Linked DNA regions of Mus musculus: region 2 is linked to region 1. The links are chromatin loops, found by intact Hi-C in ENCODE. Cell type or tissue: left cerebral cortex. All regions are shown on one strand. Links, peaks and the distances in the headings refer to the core of each region. The heading gives the core; the rest is flanking DNA.

The links. A loop is a pair of places that touch in the nucleus more often than their neighbours do. Peaks named below come from ENCODE experiments on the same cell type or tissue, not always from the same donor. Only the 100,000 strongest peaks of a DNase experiment are listed, where the experiment ranks them.
Region 2: it touches region 1 in a loop (2.2-fold over the local background); 1 of 42 quality-filtered maps calls a loop at or near these places.

The regions. Positions count from the first base shown.
Region 1 is chr17:47,144,950-47,149,342 of GRCm38, forward strand. It overlaps a transcript of Trerf1 not described here. Among named protein-coding and RNA genes, the nearest start is that of Gm41589, 7.4 kb to the left of the region's middle. In left cerebral cortex, for the core only: a CTCF peak has its summit at 1,863 (motif pointing right); DNase peaks (open chromatin) are centred at 317 and 1,914; H3K27ac peaks cover 166 bases.
Region 2 is chr17:47,501,241-47,505,633 of GRCm38, forward strand. It overlaps Taf8 (TATA-box binding protein associated factor 8), which reads right to left and starts at 1,051. Exons shown (of 9, transcript NM_022015.4): 1 at 991-1,051; 2 at 44-200. The coding sequence starts at 1,029. It also overlaps a transcript of Ccnd3 not described here. In left cerebral cortex, for the core only: CTCF peaks have their summits at 946 and 2,000 (motif pointing left); DNase peaks (open chromatin) are centred at 820, 1,012 and 3,849; H3K4me3 peaks cover 1,932 bases; H3K27ac peaks cover 1,750 bases.

The DNA of each region.
Region 1 (4,393 bases), core at 212-4,211:
GGAGCTGCAGTTATAGGCAGTGGTGACCCTCCTAGTGGGTGCTGGGAATGAAGTTCCGGTAGTCTGCCAGGAGCAAGCAGTTAAGTGCCCTTCACTACTGCTGAGCCACCTCTCCAGCCCTGTTGTAGATTTATTAAAAAAAAAAATCCTAATTATACGTGCTGCTGTAGAGGGAGCTTGTACTTTCAGGCACCCAAAATAATTTCAGTTCATCTTCGAAGTTTCCTCTCCAGCCAGCTGGCTGGATGATCTAATGCTGAGTCAAGCTTGAGGTTAGTTAAGCTGTTGTTCCCGGGCAGCAGGTAGCTTTGGGGAGGCGAAGTGGACCCTCAAAGCTTAGTGTGAACTTGCCTGATGAGCTCACATGTGGGCTATTGCAATTCGTGCGAGTGGTGATAGGGTCCTTACTGACTGACGGTGTATGGTGACTTCCGGGACCTGGACTGCCACTCTGGGCTTTTCGGGAGAAAGCTCTAGATGGTTTTATTGACTTTGGATATTGACCCAGAAAAAATAAGGATCCAGACAGGTGCTCCAGACCTGCCCTGGAGCCACACATTTCTGAACTCACGAAACTGTGTGGCTGAAACAGGGAAGAGGGCTGGAGTCCTCAGAGATCTTGTGGGAAGGCTACAATCTTAAAGGATCTTGTGGGTTAACCGTATTTTTAGATTTTCATATTGGAGAGTAACTGGTGAGGTTAAAATATAGTTGAGATTTTTCTCTTTATCCCCACCCTGTCCGGAAAGGGACTAAAACCCGCCGGATTGCAGTTACTGGTATGCTTATCCACTGATGGATATGGGCGTGCGTGCCTGCGTATATGCGTGCGTGCTTGCGCGCATGCGTGTGTGCATACGCAAGCCAGATGTCAGTGTTGCCTGTTTCCTCCTCAGGTGCCCTGTCACCTTATTTAACTTATTTATTCATTTGACTTTTATTTGTGTATATGTGTACCCCTGCGCATGCGTGGCGGTCTAGGGTAGCTTGTGGGAGCTGATTCTCTGCTTCCACTTTGTGGGTTCTGGAGGTCAAACTTAGGTTGACAGTCTCTGTGGCATATGCCCTTACCATGTGTCCCCACCTGTCCCAGGCCTCGGTCCGGCCCTTTTCACTTTAAATTTTGAAACGGAATTTCTCACTGAATCCGGAGCTCATTCATTCAGTGGCTGGCCAGTGAACTCCGGGACCCCATCCTCCTGTCTCTGCCTCCTTGTGCTCCACTATAGCCCCATGCCATCGTGTTTATTGTTTCGCTTGTCTTAGGTGGGTGATGGAGATCTGAACTCGGGGTCCTTCTGCCTCTGCAGCTGCCACTTTACCCACTGTGCCATCCTCCCCGGGGCTGCATTTTAAAGAACTATTAAAGTCTTTCTATGTGAATTGCTCCATGAGTCTTTTAGAAAAGCTCTTCTGAGTTAAAGGACAGACACAACCACCAAAAACCCCTCTGGGATGTTTTCTAAGAATTTGAAATTCCCAGAGTAGCCACTTAGAGGAATTCGGGCCGAGGAAATGAATATTTAGGTTGTTTGTTTCCGCCTAGAGGACAAGAAGCTAGGAGCGGTGTGGGTCATGCTGGCTACTGATCTACTGACATTGAAAATACTTTTAGAGGAAGAAGAGAAGGAAAAATAAAACTTAGGGTCTAAATGGCTATGAGAATTTTGGGATCACATAGTGTGGGGTTATCATTATTATTTTAATTTCTGACTTGAGAAGCCCTGATTTTCATTTATACATTTAGCAGCCACTTTCATTTTATTTTATTTTTTTTAGATTTATTTATTTATTATGTGCAGAAGCCTTTTTTTGCCTTGTATGTCTGTGTATTATCTTGTGCATGCTCAGTGCCCCCAGTGGCCACAAGAGGGCATTGGATCCTCTAGAACTGGAGTTATGGGGGGTGTGAGTCACCATGTGGGTGCTGGGATTGAACCTGGGTCCTGAGCTGTTGCTCCAGCCCAGTTAGCTTATTCTTTCATGAGCACGTGCTATTTGCCGGTCGCATTAAGGTACTGGGAATCTTGGAGATTATAAGACATGCTTCTCTCTCTGGCCACCACGGGTGGATGTGGGCAGAGGTGGATGCTGCAAACTGGGATACATACATGCTCTTGTGAAGTAGGGACCAGGCAGAAGATCTAATGCAGCCTCCTTGAGGAGTAGGGTGGAGAAGACAGAGTGGCCATGCAGCAGAGAGCATGTGTGGCTAGCTTTAGATCTGTAGGAAGCTAGGGGAGGTCTAGGTATGGGGGAGGGAGCCTTGAATGGCCATTCAGAGCCCTGTGGGCCTTGGGAAGGGTTGGATTTCCATCTCTTATTTTTAGTGCTAAATCTAAATAACTCTTTACACATGTCAAGCAAGTGCTGTGCCACTGAGCTATGCCTCTAGCTCCTCCCCTCCCCTCCCCTCTTCCCTCCCCTCCCCTCCCTTTCCCCCTTCCCTCCCCTCCCCCTCCCCTCTCTCTCTTTCTTTCTTTCTCTTTTCTTTCTTTCCTTCCTTCTCCCTGTCAATTGCTAAAGAGATTCTTATTTTGTGTGTGTCTGTCTGTCTGCCTGTGTAGACTGTGACTGCTCTTAAACTCATTCCCTACCCCAGGCTGGCCTTGAACTAGTTTCAATCTTCTTGCTTTATCCTCTGAGTAGCTAGGATTACAAGGCCTATAGCCTTGGACTCTGCTTAAATATTTGGATTTTTTAAAAATTACATTTCGATATGTGTATGTGTGTGTGTGAATGTGTGTGAGTGTAAGTGTGTATGAGTGTGTATGATTGTGAGTATGTGTATAAGTGTATGAATGTGTATGAGTGTGAGTGTGTGTGTGTGTGTGTGTGTGTGTGTGTGTGTGTGTGTGTGATGCTCATGAAGGGTCAGTGTGATGGTTGAGAGGGACCACACTGTGGAATGAAAAAAACCTGATGAGAACTGACTTCTTCAAATTGTTCTTTGACATCTACACGCACAGCATGGCCGGAGCCCATCCCCCCCCTTCCCCATCCCAACACCACCCCCTCTCCCCCTGATGGGAGTGATCAGAGGAGAGGGCTGATTGATTTCGAGAAATGGGCTGGATCAACTGAGAGAAGCTGTCCAGCAGGTCTGAGGGGGAGGCTCTGTCTTTTGCAGTGGGGAGTGATGTGTCCTCCATCCTGTACTGAGGGTACAGCTAGAGTGAGGATATGAGTGGCCAGACAGGAGTTCTATGATGCTACGATACACTGCTCCCCTTTCCTGTACCCCAGGCCAAGGCTGCATTGTCCTTGGGAAGGGTCGAGACTCAGAACCCTGACCAGATACTCCAAGGGTTAAAACTGCATCAGAAATTACACTGCATTTTTTTTTCCTGATCATTTGACCGCATTACTGAGCAGCATAGAGAAAGAACAGATTACTTTTGCTTAAGGAAAAACAATCTTCAGTTTTTGGGGGGCCTTCCGTTTGATTTATTAGCCAGCTACGACTAGAAAAAAGACCTTAGCCCTGTTCAAGAGGTGAGGCATGGTGCTGTATGTTTTGAACCGGAAGCTTAAAACCAAAAACAAATGAACGAACGAACGAACAAACAACTACAAAACATACTGAACATTTGGTCAAGTGCTTGCGGGGACTGCATGACGCCCTGGGTTCAGTCTCTACCGCTGTATCAGTCAAGTGCCGTGCTACACACACCTCAAATCCTAGCCAGGGAGGTAGAGGCAGGAGGACCCAAAGTCCAGGAGTTCGAGGCCCATCTGGGATGCACAAAACCCTGCGTGAATAGGTGCCTCTCATTTGTTCTGCTGTTTGTAAACGCATCTCCTTATCATATGCTGTGACCTCTACTTGACAGTGGGGCTTATGTGGCAAGTGGGTGGGTGAGGAGGGAGTTCAAAGATCTGATGTCCAGTTGTGCTCCCAGCTGCTTCTGGTCTCTAACAGGAGGATGACAACACCTGTCTCCTCCTCCCCTCCTACAGTTGTGCATGGAGGGATCAGACAAGGTCTGCAAAGTGTGGACTCTGAGAGGCTTCGCAAGCAGTCAGGAGGTGGCCACTCATCTGCAGCTCATCTTTAGTTTCTGATGTGAAACCTGAAACTCTTTCCTTAGTTCCCAGAGCCTCTCCTAAAAGCACTGTGAGTCTCCTCCCACTCTTGCTCCCTCCCTGTAGTCGCTTTCAGTTTGGGGTTTTGTCTCGTGGCCCCCAAGTCGGGCATCAGAAATGCTGGCTGACAAAATGCCAATGGAGACAGATTCAAACTCTTGACTTTGTAGGCAGAATGTGAGACAGTCTTCCCAAAGGGACAAGCAAGGTTGGTTTGTTCCTCAAAGGACCCTGTGCGTCAGATGCAGGGGAACCTTGAACTTACTCAGGAAGGTTGGCTGTGGCTCAAGCTACGCATATATCTGTA
Region 2 (4,393 bases), core at 157-4,156, 360 kb after region 1:
GTCTGTAAAGGAAACAGCGGGCCTAGTGTTTCTTGGTACTCACAGCTCTGCAGCATCTCTGTCAGTGTCTCCACAGACGCTTTCTCGGCACTCTCAAATCCCGCCTCTGTCAGCAAGGAGCTCACAACCACTTGCAGGGTCCTCCTCCGGGCCAGATGGTAGTTATCAGCAGGGTTAGTGGATTGCTTACTTCCCGGTCTCTGGAAATCAGAAGCCCAGAGTGAGACTTTGAACCACTAGATGTGTGTGTTTTGCGCGCGTGTGTGTGTTCCTGCGAGTGCAGGTGCCGCGCTGGCCCGGATTCCGTGAAGCAGGAGTTACAGGTGATTGTGAGCCACTCCACCAAACTCAGGTCCTCTGAAAGACCAGCAAGTCCGTCTTAACCACTAAACCATCTCTCCAGCCCCATTCACTTCTTTCTGGAGCAAAGTTACAGGAGCGGGTCTGTGGTGGGCACGCCTTTATTCCCAGCACCCGGGAGGCAGAGGCAGGCGCGAGAGGAGGCAGGAAGAGAGAGGGAAAAGCAAAGGAAGAATATATACACGAATGATGGTACTGAGCGAATAAATCTACTATCTTCTTGTCCCATCACACCATTTCAGTAACCAGGAAAATTAAACCAGCTACCACCACAGGATGCAGAGGAGAGCTAGGCATCACCGCAGAGAAAGGCAGAGCAAGTAAATATTTTACGAAGTTCCAACTTCGGCCGGCCAGTAAGAGGATAAAAACAGCCTCTTCAGACCAATCAGAAGGAGTTCCGGGTTCCCACCTCAACAAGGAACAAGCCAATCAAGTCTCAGATGCAGCAATTCAGGAGGCCGCTGCCAAAAGCCAAGCAGCGGGGACCGCCTACGGCCAGAGATACTCTCCAGCCCCGGGTCTCAGAGCGGGCCTGGGCTTCTCGGTTCGAGACCGTGGCCCAAACCGTGGGAGAGATCCAGAAGACCCAAACTCTTTCGGCTTCACGCCGCGCCTCTCCACCCTTACCGTTCCGGAGCCACCAGGCCCGGCCGCCGTGTCAGCCATCTTGCTCTTGCGTAGTGTGCGTGAGCGCGGGGCACGATGGGACTTGTAGTTGCGGGGTGGGAGGTGGAGAAGGGCGGGGCCGCGGGTGCCCCGCCTTATAGAAAAGCTCTACGAACACGTGTGAGTCTGGGGTGGGGGTGGAGGGAGCTCGGGATAGCCCAAGCTCACGTGGCGTTGTGTGACCCAAGCTTTCTTGGACACTTAAGTCAGTAGCTGTAGCAATTGATCTGGAAGACGCACTGTGAGATGCACTGAGTTAAAAGAAACATATTTTGTCCAGGAGCCTGCCGTCTGTAATCCTAGCACTTTGGAGCTGAGACCAGAGGATCTAGAGTTCCAGGCTAGCGTGGGCTATGCAATGAATTAAAGGCCAGTTTAGGACTACATAAGGAGACCCTTTCCCTGAAAAGAAAAGAATAAAAATAAAAACAAAAACAAAGCCATTTGTATGAAGTAAGTTCTCAGAAATACACTAAGAATACAATTTGGGTCTGGAGAGATGGCTCAGCGGTTAAGAGCACTGATTGCTCTTCCAGAGGTCTTTAGTTCAATTCCCAGCAACCACGTGATGGCTCACAACCATCTACAATGAGAACTGGCGCCTTCGCAGGGCCTTGGTGGTGCACGACTTTAATCCCAGCACTTGGGAGGCAGAGGCAGGTGGAGTTCTGAGTTCGAGGCCAGCCTGGTCTACAGAGTGAGTTCCAGGACAGCCAGGGCTACAAAGAGAAAACCCTGTAAAAAAAAAAAAAAAGAAAAAGAAAAAGAAAAAGAAAAAGAGGGGCTGGTGAGATGGCTCAGCGGTTAGGAGCGCCGACTGCTCTTCCAAAGGTCCTGAGTTCAAATCCCAGCAACCACATGGTGGCTCACAACCATCCGTAATGAGATCTGATGCCCTCTTCTGGTGTGTCTGAAGACAGCTACAGTGTATATAATAAATAAATAAATATTTTAAAAAAAGAAAAAGAAATCTGGCGCCCTCTTCTGGTGTGTCTGAAGACAAGACCAATATACCCACATGTATGCAATAAATAAATATTTAAAAACAAAAAAACACTTTGGTTCTGCTTGCTCTTCCAGAGGTTCTGAGTTCTATTCCCAGCAGCCACATGGTGGCTTACAATTATCGGTAATGGGATCCAATGCCCTCTTCTGGTGTGTCTAAAGACAGCTACAGTGTGTGTATTCATATAATTGAAACAAATAAATCTCTTTTAAAAATACACTTTGGGGCAGAGAGGTGGCTCAGTAGTTAAGAACACATACTGGGCTGGAGAGATGGCTCAGTGGTCAATCAGAGCACTGACTCTTCTTCCTGGGGTCCTGAGGTCCTGAGTTCAATTCCCAGCAACCACATGGTGGCTCACAACCATCTGCAATGAGTTTGGATGCCCTCTTCTAGTGTGTCTAAAAGACAGCTACAGTGTACTCATATACATAAAATAAATAAAATCTTAAAAAAAAAAAAAAGAACAAACACATACTGCTCTTGGAGATGACCCAAATTTGAGCACTCATATTGAGTGTCACAACTGCCAGGTAGATGATGGGAACTGAATCTCTGGAAGAGAAGAGTACTCTTAACTGGAGCAACTTTGCCCCTTGAATGTCATGGTGGTTTGAATAAGAATGGACCCCCTAGGCTCAAATATTTGAATGCTAAGTCACCAGAGTTGGGCAATTTGTTAGAGGAGAGGTGTCACTGGAGGTGGGCTTAGAGGTTTCAAAAGCTTACACCTGGCCCAGTGTCTGTCTGTCTGTCTGTCTCTCTCTCAATCCCTGCCTCTCTGTCTCTGAGTGTGAGCCTCTGTCAGCCTGCACACCAGGATATAGCATAGGGTCCTCAGCTATTGTCCCAGCGCCATTTACACAGCCATGCTCCCCACCATGACTGATAAACCTCTAAAACTGCAAGCAGACCCAATTAAATGCTTCTTTTTACAAGAGTTGCCTTGGTCGTGAGTGGTGTCTTCAGGCAACAGACCAATAACAAAGACAAACACCCTACCCTGATTATCCTACCCATTCCTTCTCCAGAGATCCGGGGCTACAATAATTCACCGTCTTACTCAATGTAAGTAGTGCTAGGGGAACCCGGGGTTTTCTTGCAAGTTAGGCAACAGCCTATACCTGGGTGCTGGCTTTTGTCTTACCACCAAGCTCCTTGGGTGATTCTCCTGCACTGTTGCCTCTAGTGTTTACTTAGTGAGCGTAGAAGCCTGTCTCTCTCACCCCCAGAACTGTGTGCCCATGTTACCCATCAGCCTCTACGGTCTGGAAATTCTTCAAGAGAGACTGCCTCTCCTTATCCATCCTAATCTAGGGGACAGGGGCAGGGGTGGTTATGCCTGGCCAGATGCTGTCGCTGGGTTTGAATCCTAAGGCTTGTTAGCCTTCAAACTCTGGTCACAGTTACCTAACCTCACCGTGCCTCAGTCTCCCCCACGTGATAACTGGGGGCCCAGGTGAAATAACGGGTGAGATAACAGGTGTCGCGGGTACCTGGGTTTGTGGTAAGAGTTAAGAACTCAGGTCTACTGTTTACTTCCTGGGCAGCGTTCGCCAGGAATTGCAGATACTCAGAAGGCATCCCTCTGCAATGTGTACCCCTAAGCCTGACGGAGCAACCCCGCCCCGGCCCAAGGTCTGTAGACCCGATGAATAGAGTAGGGTTCAGAGCTGGATGACCTTTCTCGTGCCTGCTTCGCTGGGTGTCAGAGACCAGACCCAGGCAGAGCTCAGCACCCAGCGCCTTTGTCTCACCCGCCCCCTCGTCCCCACTTCCTGCTCAGCTTCCAGCTCGAGTTCTGCGGTGCAGCGCGGACTTTGTAAACACCGCGCGCCTGTGGGGGTGGACACTCGCTTTGTTTGGGTGCCCAGGAAACGGAGTGCACGCCCCTGGTCTGTCTGTGGCCGGCGGGGTTGTGATCACTCGTACTGCCCAAAAACAGATGTCCTGCAGCGAGAGAGAGAATGAGAGGCCACCTTCTAAGCTCGGTGAGTTCATCTGCCAAGAGGTAGGCTTGGGGGCAGCAGAAGCCAGAATACACGTGATGTCCGCATTGCCAGCTTTACCTAGGATGTTACTAAGATGTCCAGGCTGGAGATCTAGAAGTGGAAATAGCAGGTGGGTGGGTTCAGTGGTTCCCTCTCACCTCAGTTTTGGCCCCAAAAGTAGCTTACTTTCCCACTGAGTATGATATATTGACCAGAGTTAGCTCCTCAAAGGTCAGAGAAGTCCCCAGAAGTCTCCAAGCCACCAAAACGTGTGTAGGTCCTCGGTACAGCCTCCCTCCAGGCTCATGTGCAAGTCCAAGGGGTTTAGCGGCAAATATCAGCCTTGGTGGTTGTAGAGCAGACCCCA